Regions from separate parts of the Mus musculus genome. Here regions 2 and 3 are each linked to region 1. Evidence: chromatin contacts called from ENCODE Hi-C or POLR2A ChIA-PET data. All regions are on one chromosome and are shown on one strand. The core of a region is the stretch at or near the end of the contact, and the rest is flanking DNA. Distances in the headings are between cores, read along the strand shown. Region 1 holds the start of Pip4k2b (phosphatidylinositol-5-phosphate 4-kinase, type II, beta). Region 2 holds the start of Pcgf2 (polycomb group ring finger 2). Region 3 holds the start of Rpl23 (ribosomal protein L23).

Region 1 (4,989 bases), core at 1,760-4,259:
CTGAGACCCCAGGTGACTTTTTCTTTCCTCACTAGTCCTCCTCTGTCGGGTCTAACATCCTCTCTACCCTCTTTGCCTCCACTGAGGGACACAAGGGGCTGAATGTCTTATCCAGGGACTCCCTTAATTACACTGAGTTCAAATGCCTCTCTCAAAGCAAAAACAAGCCAGTTCTTTTTATTGATTGATTGATTGACTGTTTGTTTTCGAGACAGGGTTTCTCTGTGTAGCCCTGGCTGTCCTGGAACTCACTTTGTAGACCAGGCTAGCCTCGAACTCCGAAATCTGCCTGCCTCTGCCTCCCAAGTGCTGAGATTAAAGGCGTGCGCCACCACTGCCCAGCTTTTTTTTTTTCTTTTTTTTTCTTTTAAAGGTTTCTCTTTTCCACTCAGAAGTAAAGAAAGCAACTAGCTCATGAGAAGGTAGCTGGCTTTTGCTGAAGACATGGGCATTCCCATCCAATATGCCATCTTAGCTCTAGACCAGCATGACTGAAGGCTTTAAACACTGAGACCCCGAAGGACTGAAGGGAAGGTGGTATCTGAAATCTTAAGTGGCAAAGAGGTGTAACAGGGCACTTCTGAAGAAAGGGAACCCTCGAGGGAGGCCAGCCACCCGCCAGGAGCAACTGGGCCCTGATGCCCTGGAGAAACGGCAAGATGTTATGGCCTTCTGGGCACACATATCTCACAGGGCACCTCGACACCTTATGGTAGAACAGAAGGAAGCAAGCCAGCTAACTCACTAACTACCTAACCTTCAAAGCTCACCCATACAGGGCAGTGGTGCTCCAGGTCCTCCTCCCACCTGTATGCAGATCCCTGTGGATCCTGGAAAGTCAGGGCTTTTCCAGCTAGCCCACCAAACTTCCTTCAAGTTAGCAAAGGGCAACAGTAACCACCATGCTCTCTTGCCCTCAGTTTTCCATCAGATGCCCAGGTCTTCGCAGACTTATTGCTTGCCCATGAGAAAACCAAATACCATCCAAATACCATATACAATCCCAGGAACCGGCATGCCCAGTGAGTGTGCGCGTGTGCACACACACACACCTTTCCCCAGTATATATTCAAGTTGAGATGCTTGGTCATGGCTGAGAGAGTAAAAGGAACAAAAGGCCTGTCACTCAAGAACCGCCACTAACCAACAGAGCCTCTTGGTGCTGGACAAGGAACTGTATCTTCACGGCAAGCATAGGCAAGCTACCCCCGAGCCAAAGGCTCTGTTCGGTCTCCGGAGTGAAATGAAGTTACCCACCTTCAGGCTTTTGCTACAGGATGCTTTCTAGTGAGAGGCCAGATGTCAAACAAAATCAAGGAGTGACTCCCAGAAAGGGATGCAGGGTTCACAATTTGCTGACCCAGTTTCCCTGGGAATGTCAGATGACCCCCGAAGCAAGAGGAGCAAGCTCTGCTCACTGTTGATGTCCAGCTCCTTTAGAGGTCCGGGCATCCCACTTCCCGGCCAGGACACTCATTAAGCCCAGGGATTCCATGGAAAAGGGGAATGTGCCCAAGACTAAGAGGCCTGAGAGGACCTCACAAACACATGCGCTCTTCTCTAAGACGTGGAGATCTACGCTGGTGTAGGTGGCTGTCCCTCAATCTCTAGCCAAAGGACCCTCTAGGTCTTCTACCAAAGCAAGAGAAAATGAAGTCTCCCTGACCCTGGGTCCCTGGGTCATTGTTTGGTCTTGTAGACAATTTCAAGTGTTCAGAAAAGTCATGGAGCCTAAAGAATGAAATCCGAAGGAGACCCGACCCGTTATCCTCCCCCCACCCACCCCCATTCTAAACTTGTGGCTGGTGGAGTCAGCACCTCAGGTCTTTTCACTTCCTCTGTTTGCTCTCAGTGTAGGGACTCACAAAGAAACGGTGAGAAGGCAGAGAGCAAGCCACCGAAAGAGAGCAGATCCCAAACAAACAGCACATAAACAGAGCCAACCAGCTAACGTCGGCCACATCCAACTTCTTGGCAGAGGCTGCTGCACCATCCCAAAGCACCCAGGACCCAAAGGACCACTCATCTGAGACAGTAATCACCATTATCACACCCTGGAAAACCATACGAGAAGTCAATGGCTTTGAAACATCACAGAAGAACGAGGAAGATACATTATTTCCATAACCAAGTCTACACTCCCTCGGGCCTTGTGCTCGCACTTATCCTTCATCCATGGGAACACAAGTCAAGTGTCTGTGGTTTGGAGAAGTCTCTGCTTCTCCAGTTGATACGTCTTCATGAAGAAGAAGAAGAAAAAAAGGAAACCCAGAGAGGATGTCCACAGTCAGGGGTAAGGAGGCCTAGAAGATGGGAAACTTTGAGCAGCCATACCACCCAAAGGACCACAAACAGGAACATTCAGGCAAGCCAGTCCCACTTGCCCTGTCAACTGAGCAATGATGTGGTAGCCAGCTATAAGAGACAAGCGGAATAGCCATGCAACAAACACGCTGAGGGTAGAAGCAGCGTCGTTGCAGCACCCAGGCCTTCCCTCGGAAGCTCCGGGGTTGCACGGAGCCAGCATACGGACACAAGAAGCCAGAGGGGCTGGAGCGAAGGGGAAACGACGACGGCATAGCACGGGGACACCAGGCCTCGCGTGGCGAACGGGGAGTGCACGCCCGGCCGGACAGCGTGCACGGGTGGGCGGGCATGCAAGTGGCTCGGCGGAAGGGTTGCAGGCGTCACCCGCGGGGCGAGCGTGGCGAGGCCGGAGGGAGTGGGGGCGCGCACGGGGAAGCTGGTTACCGTGTGGTTCACCCCCCACATCAGGACGCTGAGAATCGGCTCGCTGGCCCGGAATAGCTTCACTTTCTGGCACACGAAATGCTTCTTCTTGGTCTTGGTTTTGCTGGCGCTGAGCGGCGCCACCGCCACCGCCGTGGTGCTGGTGCAGTTGGACGACATGCCCGGGGCGGCGGCGGCGGCGAAAGGGGGGGCGGCGGAGACAGCGCACCAGCGAGCGGCCCCAGGCCTCCCCCGAACCGATCCCCACCCCCGCTGCCTCACCGAGCCATGGTCGCGCCCGTCCCGTTACCTCCCCACCCCGCCCCGGTGGTTCCGTCCGCCCCACGCCCCGCCCTCGCTGCGCCGGCCCGCCCCGCCCCGCCCCGCCCCGGGGAGCAGGCCAGCCTGATCCTCACCCCGCCCCCGGGCGGCACCGCCCACTGGATCCCGGCTCTCCCCTCCCCGTCGGAATGGTACCGCCCGTCCCCGGGCGCTTGCAGCTGCCCCGCCCACTCCTCCTCTCCCGGCCTGAAGGGAACCCAGCCGGCTTCACGCGGGGGAACGAGGAAGACTGGGGATGGACAGCCTCGAGGCACTCGGCAAGAAGGGCTCCCTACTCGGACACCCTCAAGGCCGGGCTTTGACTTTGCCTCCACATGAAGTACTAAAATGGCGGCAGCGCCGCCGCTTCGGGAGGGGAAGAGGGGCCGGCATGAGAAGAAGCTGGAACATACCATCTCCACCCCGGGGGACAGAGGAGTAACGCGGCAAAGGGGAAAGGAAGTCCTGCCTAGAAAACCAGGGACCGCCCCCTCGCTCCACCCAAGCGTGGATCTTCCCACTCCCCTGGGCCGACGGCTCGCTCCACCCGCAAGGTACGCCCCCTTTCCCGGGGGCCAATCAGAGGAGCAGGCCGGGAATCCTAGGTTTTATGAATGGGCCGCGCGCCCACCCACCTGCCGCCTAGCCTCCTCTATCCCGATGGTCAAGTTTAGACACCACTAGCATCTGTAGACGCGTATTGTAATAATCCTTTCATTCTTGCTCCAAGAAATCTCGAATAAACTGCCCATGGTTTATTATGTAATTCCACTTGGTCGAAGGGTCTCTGTATCCGACACAAATCACAGGTCAACACTTGGGATATCAAGACTCAGTACCAGGCACGTGGTAGATCGCTCTACACAGTTACAAAAATAAATGTAGCCTTTATTACCAAGTAATAAAATAAAAGCCATAATTAACTATAACATAGGGCAGAAGGATGAGATGATTAAATGAATAATGTTATATTGTCTGGGGAGAAACTGAGTTTTAAGAATTACAGTGCCAGCCGGTCGTGGTGGCGCATGCCTTTAATCCCAGCACTTGGGAGGCAGAGGCAGGCAGATTTCTGAGTTCAAGGCCAGCCTGGTCTACAGAGTGAGTTCCAGGACAGCCAGGGCTATCTATACTGAGAAACCCTGTCTCAAAAAGTAACAACAACAATAATTACAGTGACTGGAATTTTAGTGCTTAAATCCAAACATATTTTAGGAGAAATTAGGAACTGGTAGAACAACGAAATGGCTTAATATATGAATTAAGAGCACCTCTGAGGGCCAGATGGTCTGTAATCACAGCTCCAGAGACTAAAACAGGAGATCTACAGTTTAAGGTCAGCTACCGCTAGGGTGAATCTGTCGTCTGTTTAAAAAGCACCTAGAAGTTCCCTGGTCAAACAAATGAGGGCTTCTGGTGAAAGAATAGAGAAAGGAATGGCAGTAAAGACATGGGTGTGGCCCCTTGAGTCTTGTCTTAGATTTTTAGTTATTACAGGATAAAGGCAGCTGGAGGATGGGGATGGCCTAACCGCAGCCAGCACTCAGGAGGCTGAGGCAGGAGAGCCACCATCAGGCTGCCCTGGACCAGCAAGGGCCCTGTATCACAGACAAACCACAAAGCAGCAGTGGCAGGAGCAGCAACTGTGTGTGGTCAGAGGAGCTAAAGTGCAGGGTCACCGTCAGCTCCCCGGTCCAATCAAAGCTAGCCTGAGCTACAAGAGACCCTGCCTCAACAAACAAACAAATAAAAATTAGCCAGAAAGCAAAAAGCTTCCCAAGTATTTTCTTTCAGGAGTCATCGGACAACATGGGTCCTGATTCCTGCCCCACTGGGTGCCCACTGTAGGATGCCGAGGAACAGAGGAGGATATGTATGTCCCTTGGCAGGTGTGTCCTTCCTGAAGCCAGTACATACCTATAAATGTAGCCTAACACA
Region 2 (4,989 bases), core at 1,512-4,011, 45 kb before region 1:
TCAGCGGAAGAGCTGAGCAGGTGGGTAGAAGGACAGAGAGCGACTGCTGAGACGCCCATCCTGTGGGCCTGCTGAATGGGAGGCAAAAGCTAATGCCTTACACCACCTCCGCATTACAGATGGGGAAACTTAGGGCACAATGGAAACCAGAACGAGCCAGAGTATAGCATGTAGACATGAATTTCTAGCATTGGTTCCCCTCCCGGCATCATAGACCCAGCTCTGCAAGCAAATCTCATGTGTTCATGTACGAGTCAGAGGGGTTCTGCACCAGGACACAAAATCTCTTATCTTTTCTTTCTTTCTTTTTTTTTATTATTTATTTATTCTATGTAAGTACACTGTAGCTGTCTTCAGACACTCTAGAAGAGCGAGTCAGATCTCCTTATAGATGGTTGTGAGCCACCATGTGGTTGCTGGGATTTGAACTCAGGACCTTCGGAAGAGCAGTCGGGTGCTCTTACCCGTTGAGCCATCTCACCAGCCCCTCTTATCTTTTCCTAACCTTTGGCAGTGGTACAGCCCTTAGCATGGAAAAAAGATAGAAGCCTCGACCTACCACTCAGTTCCTGAAAACAGAAATAAATAAATAAATGAATAAATAAAACAGTAATAAAGAATTTACAGACAGCAGCTCAGTAAGATGCTCACATCCGGAGCCAGACACACCCCCTTCATCTCTTACATCCCCAGCACCCAGAGCCAGATAAGCCTGGTCATGCACACAGGCCAGACAGACACTTGGCCAGACACACACCACCACATACACAGCAAGGCTGGAGCCAGGCTCCTACTCCACAGATGCAGAAGTCATTTCCACCCACCCCATCACATCCCTGCCTGAAACTGGAGCCACAGACATTAACCTTCTGCGAACCTCTAGTCCTCTCAGGGCAAATTATAATTTAAGTCTTCCAGCAACAAAGACAGGTCAGCGCCCCACCACCACTCCGCTATAGGGTCCGGGGTGGGGGTAGGGGGGCGCTACAGTAGGCATCTGACCTGTATAACATGTAACCTCTTCCACTTCAGCCTCTCTCCATTCCCATGGCAACAGCTCCATCAACCACTCAGGGAGTTCCTTTCCCCCTCCCCTGCTCACCTCCCAAGCCTTCAACTTGAACAGGATCAGGCGACGCGACAGCCGGACTGGATCCTGGAGGCTGTTTCCTGCCTTATTCCAAACACAGTTCTAAGTGTGCAAGCCCCAACCTCAAACCAGGGGAACCCCTGGGAAAACCTCTCCACCAAAATGCTACAACAGAGCTGGCTTTATGCTCCTCCGATTACAGTAATAACACCTTGGAGCAGGGATGTGTGTATGTTGGGGGTGGGGGTGGGGTTGTCATGAGTTTCGGGAACAGCACAACTGCAAGAAGTCCAGAGAGGGAGGCCCAAGACTGTGAGAGCCAGCTAAGAGAAGCCCCTCCCTCAGCGAGAGGAAGACCAAAAGAGACTGAGGCAACATGGGGGATGGCGGGAGCTCGGCCGGGGGCTACGAGAGACAAAGACGCAGGGACAGCTCTAGGTAACACCTGTACATACTTAAACATATTTAAATTTACACATACACACACCCTTCTCGATCAAGCAACCACAGCAATTTTGGATAGACCCGGGAAGTGAGGGATGGAAGAGTAGGGGGCTTGCCTAGACGCCCCTGGGAGTCAGGAAGGGCGCGGGGCGTCTGCAGGCTCAGGGTTCCCCGGGTTTCAGAGCTAGCAGCGGCAGAGCTCAAGGAGAAAAGAGTAGCCGCTTCCCTTTTCGCCTCCTGTGGCAGAAGGGCCAGCTCATCAGACCCCTTGGCCACTCATGAAAAGACAGAGCATGCTAAATCTCTCCTCACTCCCGTTCTTTCCCCTCCACCCTTGCTTCCCCGCGAAGCCTAGGTCAAAGGATCAGGCACCCCCAGTGACCGAGTGGCCACTCCTTCCCTCCCTAGAGCCAAAGTTTGGTGGGGCCCCGGGAGGGAGGTAGGGAAAAGCTCAGCCGAGGTGGTTCAGGGAGGGGGCGGGGCGCCTCGCACCGGGACGAAAGGGACCTCTGGGGGAGGTGCCCAAGATCCCGACCCCAGGAGTTAGGGCGCCCTCCCTCGGCCACCAGAAAGCCAAGTCCCCTTCCTCCGGGCCTCAAGTCCTCGCGCGTCTACCACGCTCACTGCCCACTCGGGAGGCGACCCTTGCCCGACTCGAAGGGGCCGAGCCACAGTCTGCTCCAGCTTGTGGAGATCCTCGGGTCGGGGGCGGAGGGGGGGGCGAGACCCACCCTAGCGTATGTCCCCAAAGCCCTCGTGGCCGCCCGGACCCTCCCCCTCGATACCTCGCAAGCAGGGTCTTAGCAGGGGGCTGCTGCACAAAGAGGAGGTGGTCGAGGGAGACTCCAAATCGTTAAGAGGGGGAATCCACTTCGGCCATCTTGGAAGGGAGGAAAGGAAAAAAAAAGAGAGAGAGACCGGGAACGAGAGAAAGAAAGGCGGACCGGGCGAGCTTGGACAGCGGCTGGCGGGGCGGGAAGGGACGCGGGCGGCAGGCCAGGCCGGGGCTCCCGGCTCCCATTGGGGTCTGCGGGGAAAGGTGAACGGGTCCCGGTCGCCAGCCCTAGACGCTTACGAGGTAGCAAGGAGGCAAGCGCGAGTCGGCGTCCGCTTACCTGGCTTCGGGGTCCGGTGGGTCTCGGGGAGGGGGGGATGGGAGGGAGGGAGGGAAGGGAGGGGAGGGGGACCACAGCCCTGTCGCTCGCTCGGTCGGCGGGAGGGGAGAAACCTATGATAAGAAAGGAGTTTGTAAGAGCAGCTTGGGGAGGGGAGGGGACCAGAGGGGAGGGGAGGGGCCGTGGGGGGGGGCAAAATGGCTTTTTTCCTCCAGACAAGAGTAGGTCCCGCCCACTACTCACCCACGTGACCTCATTCCTTCAGGATGTTTGCAGAGAGGGAAAGAGGAGGGGGAGAGGCTAGCTCAGCTGCTCCCCACCGCCTTGCGCTGGGCTTCCCCCAAACCAAGAGGAGACCACCTCTTATCCAAGCAGATCCCTTGAACCCGGAGGAAAGGTCCTATTGTGTTACCTTCAGTCATGAAACCACCACCTCCTCCTAAAATAAGTGTGTTCTCCCCACTTCCACCGACTCTGCGATCCCTACCCTAGCTGGGGAGCTTGGAAAATGGTGAGATGCAGACTGGGCGGAAATGTGTCTCGCGGCACCCGGTGCGTCGCCGCTACCAAAGGGCGCTTGGGCGGGGGACGCGGCGCCGCTGGCCACGCGTCCGAGTGAGGTTCGCTCACTCCAGCTGAATCCCTTGGGATTCCTAAGTGCGTGTGTGATCCCCCCCCGAGCGTGACCTCACCGCCTCCCCACACCGATTCGGGGTCCTCGCACCTCGCGGGAAACGCACGGTGGCCTCGGGGCTTGGCTGTGGCCGAGGCTGGCGCGCTCAGCGTGCTCGGGCGGAGAAGAATGGAACGCAGTCCGGGGCGGGGAGAGCAGCCCGAGACACGAACTCGGGCGCCGAGCCAGAGACACAATAACTAGCCGAATTCGAGAGGCCCCGACGCAATAGGAAGCGAGGAGTCGAGAGAGGACGCGCGCCTTTTCGCCGCCGGTGCGCCTCCCTCGCGGCCGCGGAGGGGCCGGCGAGCGCGAAGGTGGCTGGTGCCAGCCCACTCCGACTGTCGCCCTCGGCTCCACCCAGCGCTCGCTCTCCGGTCCCCAGCGGCTCCGGGCCCCGGGCAGAGTAGGAAGGAGAGCTAGAAGAGACGGCGCCAAGGAAGCGAATCGATTCTGCGTTACCACAAGAACCGTGGACCTCAATAGGTCGCTCGATTTCGCTGATTCGTTACTTATGATTTATTGGGGGGTGGCCACTGTGACTGTCCCTCCAAAGAGCTCGATTATCCGGCCTGAAAAGCCTTTAAGCGCCTGGTGGGTTGGCTCGAGTAAGGAACGAATCTTTGTCGAGCCTGCCTCCTCTCCTTGTTCCAAGCCTAAAGCAGTCCCGAAGTGAGTGCTTTTATACACTGGACCGCTTATCAGGAGCCCTGTGAAGTCTGTCCGCCCAGTGACCCCACCAGCCTCAGCTCTCAGCCTGCAGAGCCGAATGACGGTGTAAAGGAAAGGCAAGAGATTTCCGCTTAGATCGGGTGGTCCAAGTGGGAGCGGAAGAGGCCCCGGGAGGATCGGTCACTTGCTTCCCAATCCCTACATCGGGTACCACGAGCTCACAGGCTACTGTGGAAAGGGGTCTCGAGTTAGACACGCCCACTGTCATCACGGCCCATGTGTCCCAGCATCTTGAACTCTGCTAGAGCAAACACAATTGCTCAACGTGAAGGGTACTGCCTGGCTACCTTTTGTTTATTGGGGTGGGTATCCATTTGCTCCTCAATTATTAAGGTCCAGTTCCAAGGAAACCGCTGGAGAGTAGGGACACACTGAAGACCCACCACCCACTAAGACTCCAATAAATCATCTATGCTGGGATATTGCTAATCCCTGTGGTTCATCGGGAGAGCCGCTGACTTAACTGTCCCAACATCGAAAGTTCTCTGTGCCAACGGCAAGTACTGTTTTAGGCACAGTAGGTAAGCTGGGCTTTGACACCGAGCAGGGCCAGCGAGGGCAATAAGCTGGAAAAGTCCCTTCTCCATGTTTGAAGCGCCAGGTGATCTGCAAACATAGAAGAGGGAGTCCACAAGAGACTTCCTTTGAGCCAAATGTCTAGAGAACGGATGGAAAGAGTCCCTTGCACATCTTCCTCCTGCCCACCTTCTCCAGTGTGCTCAGCGAACATGAAGAGCGCTTATTTTCCACCAAGTCTGTAGCTTACCCTGTCCTCTAGTTGATTGCCACACGTAGTGAGCAGTCAGAAATCAGAGGTTCCCAGAGAACAGGAACCCAGAACATCAAGGCAAGGACCAACGGGCATCTGTTGCCATCGGAAACAAGAGCAAGGAGAAAATCCCTTTTAAATGGTGGCACTAGTTAGAGAGAGTCGT
Region 3 (4,989 bases), core at 1,312-3,811, 38 kb after region 1:
ACAATCTCCCCACCTAGGTCTCCAGAACAACTGGAGTTAAGTCTAGTACCACCTGGCCTGTTTAAAGGTAGTTAAGAATCAGACTACAGCCTTTAATCCCAGCACTTGGGAGGCAGAGGCAGGTGCATTTCTGAATTCAGGGCCAGCCTGGTCTACAGTGTGAGTTCCAGGTCAGCCAGGGCTACACAGAGAAATCCTGTCTAGAAAAACAAACAAAAAAACCAAAAACACTGACCAAGCCTGTTACCTGACACACACTAAGAATATCCCTCTCCCCACTATTGGAGACAACAGTGTGTGGAGCTGTCATCATACCACAGGGGTAAGGGGACATGCTCTGCTCTTCACTGACAGCTTCCTGAGCCACCAACCAGGCCCTAGAAGTGTTCTGAGAAGAGGATAAGCCCTGGTAGACTCATTTCAGTGTAACCACACTAGGGTAAGTTTGGCTACAATGTCACCGTCCCCTCAAGTATTAAAGTGAAAGACTTTGAACTAAATGCTGAGAGCAAGGTGGCTCCTATGGAAACAAAGTGTTGCTAGGAAGCAACCCCACAGGCCTCACTTGCACTACACCAAAGGACTTCGAGAATATCTCTGGAAAAAGAACAGTGCCTGATAGCACTAGGAAGCTGAGGTGGGTAGGTCTGAGCTCAAGGACAGCCAAGCTTACAGTGAGATCCTGCCAAGAAAGTTCTACAGCTGGAACACTCAAGGCAGAGGAGGTTCTGAGGTCTGTTCATCTACCTGATGAGAACACATTTCAGGGTAGTTAATACACCAATAGTCAGCTCCCAGTACAGTGTCTATCACAAGGCCTCTGGACAATGTGTCTGCTTCCAGGTGTTCGGACAACAACCCACAAAAATACACCCATTTCACATTGTCATCTGCACTGACAGCTAGGGACAGACAACCAACTGAAGATCTTTTCTGGTAAGACTACATAGTCTACTACAGGGGAAGAACTTAGCCAGGTGAGTGGCAGATTACATAGCATGAAAGACGGAAAAGACCCTAATTAGAGAAAAAACAAAGTGTTCCATAAACCGCAGCAGTCAGACATGTGGCCGTGTCTGTAAGCCCAACACTGAGGTCCAGCCTGTGCTACCAAGTCAAGCCTTGTCTCAAACAGGGAGCTGAGGCATTGATCTCAAAGGCTCTCACATGTGTAGCTTCCTTGACAGCCACAGAATTAAGATCCCATCTTCCAACACCCAGAGAACTTCTACCTTCCACTACGACTTAAGGAGCCTCCCAGGGCCGGGCGTGGTGGCGCACGCCTTTAATCCCAGCACTTGGGAGGCAGAGGCAGGCGAGTTCGAGGCCAGCCTGGTCTACAAAGTGAGTTCCAGGACAGCCAGGGCTACACAGAAAAACACTGTCAAAAAAAAAACCAAACAAACAAACCAAAACAAGCAACCAAACAAAAAAACAAGCTCTCCTCCCCGCTCACCCTTTTTCCTTAGTTCTGGTTTGCCTTTCTTAACTGTGGCCATCACCATGTCCCCAACACCAGCAGCAGGAAGTCTGTTCAGCCGTCCCTTGATTCCCTTCACAGAGATGATATACAAGTTTTTAGCTCCTATAGGAAAAAAACAAACAAAAGTAAATTTTGTATGAGACCGGCAGAATTCACAATATAGAGTCAGCAAGGCTATACACCAAGTAACTCAGTCTCAGAAAAGCATGAACACAAACAAACCAAAACAAACCGTTTTCGTAAAACTCATCGGGCTTGTAAGTAATCTTTCAGAAGTGTCTTGTCACAACACCGATTGAAGTTAAACAACACAACACGTTGCCACTTCACCCAAAAGTGGTGTTTTTCACTCTGCCCCTTCTTGACGGCTCAGTGGGTCACTAGCAAAAGGCTCACTGAGTGCTTTTAAAAGGGGACGGTGGCAGGACGCGGCCGAAGGCCTCACCTGTGTTGTCTGCACAGTTGATCACAGCTCCGACCGGAAGACCCAGGGAAATCCGGAATTTCGCCCCGGAGGACCCACCGCGTCCTGCGGGGAGGGAAACAGACAGGACAAGGGTCCACATTCGGTCTCACAGTTCCCAACTATAACCCACCGCACACGCTTCGGCGAGGGCCGGCCGCTCCCCGGCTACCACGCACTTGTCACGGGACCCGGCCGTGCCCATTATTTGCATCCTCCTGCGGAAGAAGGAGACTGCGAGGCTCCAACCTCGTCTGCATTTGCGGGGACCGCAGATATCGCGCAGTCCCGTCGACCCCACGTTCTCCGTTCGGCCCCATGCTCCGCTCCTACACCAGCTCAACACCATTGGCATCGCCCTCTTTCAGGGCTCCCTCTAGGCCTCCGCGGTGCCCCCATCTTCTCTATCTCCGGCCCCGGGACTGTAAACTATCACCGCCGCCGGGGGCCGTCGCCAAGGGATGGGCGGGCCATCCCGCGCGGCAGATGCCAACGGATCCCCAAACTCAAAATTCCTCACCTCGCTTCGACATCTTGAACGCCCGGAAAGGGTCAGAAAGGAAGTTAGTACAGGGGACACTGGGATATGAACGGGAGGCCCCGCCCACTCAGCCACGTGACCGGACCTCGTCCAGCCCGCCTCCCTCCCCGGGTCGCAGCTAGATGACGTAAAAGGCCTGGGCCTCCGCGGGACCGTTCTGCGTGGGAAAGCTGCGCTTAAGATGTGTAGGGGCGAGTAATTTTGGGGCTACACCCAACGCCTCGGAAGTAATTGGCGATATGGACACATTGCCTTTTGGCTTTTTAAAATTTGCTTAACAGCTTCTTTTGAGCTCTGTGGCCAAGCCCCTCTCTGGATAACAGGGATTCGAAAATTATTGCTGCGGGTGTGGTGGTGCTCGCCAATAATCTCGGCATCGTGGGAGCTGAAGCAGGAGAATTGCGGCGATTTCAACATCACCTCAGCTACCCATGAGATCCTTCCTCAAAACAAATAAATACATGAGTAAAATAAATTCTTCTGTAAGGGTTCCTAAAGAACAGACACATGGGGCAAGAGCAAGTTCAGAATGGTTTCATTTGGCTGTGGAACAATTAAGTGGAGCGCTACAGATGAGTCTGTGTGTTTGGTACCATAACATTCTTTCGTCATGAGAGTTAACAATACTCTATTAGTGACATTCACACAGCCGCTCGGACTACAACTCAGTACCTTATTATTAATTATTCTTAGACTTAGCCCACAGCTAACCGTGACCGATTGATTGGCTTTGTTGCTTCTTAAAGATGTGCAAAATTTCGTAAAGCTTAAATATAGGATAGTTTATGCTTGCTTATAATCAAGATGGACAGGTTTTGTTTTGTTTTGTTTTGTTTTGTTTTGTTTTGTTTGGGGGGACAGGGTTTCTCTGTATAGCTCTGGCTGTCCTGGAACCCACTCTGTAGACCAGGCTGGCCTCAAACTCAGAAATCCGCCTGCCTGCCTCTGCCTCCCAAGTGCTGGGATTAAAGGCGTGCACCACCACGCCCGACTGGACATGTTTTAATTTATTAATATTAATTTCCCCTTTTACTACCTCAACCTCTCCCTATTTTCCTTACCTTCTGTTGAAACATTCATTCAAATGTGCGTTGAATACTTATATCAGGGCCAGATTCTGTCCAGATTACATGAGGGAATAAAATAGAGCATTATTCTTGCCTTTATGGGTTTTCCTCTGCCAGGGTAGAGGTTGGAGGCAGGTAATAGATACTAAATAATAGGAGTGGGCTGGAGAGATGGTTCAGCAGTTAAGAGCACTGACTGCTCTTCCAGAGGTCCTGAGTTCAATTCCCAGTGACCACATGGTGGCTCACAACCATTTGTAACGGGATCTGATACCCTCTTCTGGTCTGTCTGAAGACAGCTACAGTGTACTCATATAAATAATATAAATAAATCTTTAAAAAAAACCTAAATAATAGGAGTAATTGTGAGAGTTCCAGTATACAGTATATCGTTGTCAAACGGGAAGAAGTATTATGAAGAAAGGACAGTGAGGTATGGAGAGGTGAAGGGACAGGTTGCAATAGAAACATTAGTGCCTGATAGTTTGTCATCTCTCCTATTCAGATGCTATCCCAAGTTCAAGGCCACCCTGAACAATGTAGAGACCCTATCTGAAAATACCAAATACCAAATAGGAAAAATGGCTAGGGGGTGTCTCTCAGTACTGGAATACATGCCTAACATATGCAAGATTTGTTTGTTTGTTTGAGACAGGGTTTCTCTGTGTACCTGGGGCTATCCTAGAACTACCACTGAAGATCAGACTGGCCTCAAACTCAAACATTCACCTGCCTCAGTAAGACCCCCAAAGCTGGGCCTCTGCTCCTGGGATGAACTGGCCAGCACCCTAATGACTCGAGAGAAAACCGTACCTGATGCAAACTGCAAGAGGTTTTATTATCAGCTAGCTGAGGATGAAGTCCCTCTGCAGTGCAGGGCAGGGGAGTTCGACCCCGAGCTATAATGATAGGGGGCTGAGGAGTTGGGAGGAGCTGGGTGGAGTTCTTCTCTGCTGGGTGTCCTTGGTGAAATTTACAAGGCATAAGGAGTGGGGAGTGAGTTCTTTCTGAATTTTTATCTCCATGTCTTTGGCACAGGAAGCCAGACAAGTGCCTGGCTGGGTCTTTTACAATTATCGAATCTCTGGTTGTAAAGTATAGAAACAAAAAGGCTTTTTGCTGGCTATAAAGAACAAAGAGCTTCTTTCTGGCTGTATTTTTAGAGACCAGGGAAAACAAGCTTGGGGAACATCCAGGGCTTTACCTTCCAGGGAGAAAAGCTCTAAGTCGGAGTCTCACACCTCTGCCTCCCGAGTGCTGGGACTGAAGATGTGTGCTGCTGCAGCCACCAATACTGGGGAAAAAAAAGTGCAACATTTCATTTACTCTGTGTGTGTGTGTGTGTGTGTGTGTGTGTGTGAAGTCGTGGCTAGACAAAATGACCCCAGGCTTTGTAAGCCAGACCACTGAATTTGATCCCCAGAACCCTTATAAA

What was found. Hi-C counts contacts between places; a loop is a spot of excess contacts on that map. ChIA-PET counts read pairs that join two places held with the same protein, here RNA polymerase II (POLR2A).
Region 2: a map of heart shows a loop between it and region 1 (5-fold over the local background). The contact joins the promoter of Pcgf2 here to the promoter of Pip4k2b in region 1. A Hi-C loop is called at or near these places in 22 of 37 maps with a recorded cell type or tissue (CH12.LX, T-helper 1 cell, T-helper 17 cell and 8 more). POLR2A ChIA-PET finds 5 or more read pairs at or near these places in 4 of 5 experiments (Patski and embryonic stem cell).
Region 3: a loop to region 1 is called in a map of heart, with 4 times the contacts of the local background. The contact joins the promoter of Rpl23 here to the promoter of Pip4k2b in region 1. A Hi-C loop is called at or near these places in 2 of 37 maps with a recorded cell type or tissue (heart and regulatory T cell). POLR2A ChIA-PET finds 5 or more read pairs at or near these places in 4 of 5 experiments (Patski and embryonic stem cell).

What each region holds. Positions count from the first base shown.
Region 1 is chr11:97,741,695-97,746,683 of GRCm38, forward strand. It overlaps Pip4k2b (phosphatidylinositol-5-phosphate 4-kinase, type II, beta), which reads right to left and starts at 3,010. Exons shown (of 10, transcript NM_054051.1): 1 at 2,752-3,010. The coding sequence starts at 2,910. Cwc25 (CWC25 spliceosome-associated protein) reads right to left here. Exons shown (of 10, transcript NM_026186.4): 10 at 3,776-4,989. Mir8102 (microRNA 8102) reads left to right here and starts at 3,203; the gene lies at 3,203-3,341.
Region 2 is chr11:97,696,887-97,701,875 of GRCm38, forward strand. It overlaps Pcgf2 (polycomb group ring finger 2), which reads right to left and starts at 2,762. Exons shown (of 10, transcript NM_001163308.1): 1 at 2,650-2,762.
Region 3 is chr11:97,779,878-97,784,866 of GRCm38, forward strand. It overlaps Rpl23 (ribosomal protein L23), which reads right to left and starts at 2,562. Exons shown (of 5, transcript NM_022891.3): 1 at 2,467-2,562; 2 at 1,929-2,012; 3 at 1,457-1,585. The coding sequence starts at 2,479. Snora21 (small nucleolar RNA, H/ACA box 21) reads right to left here and starts at 1,889; the gene lies at 1,762-1,889.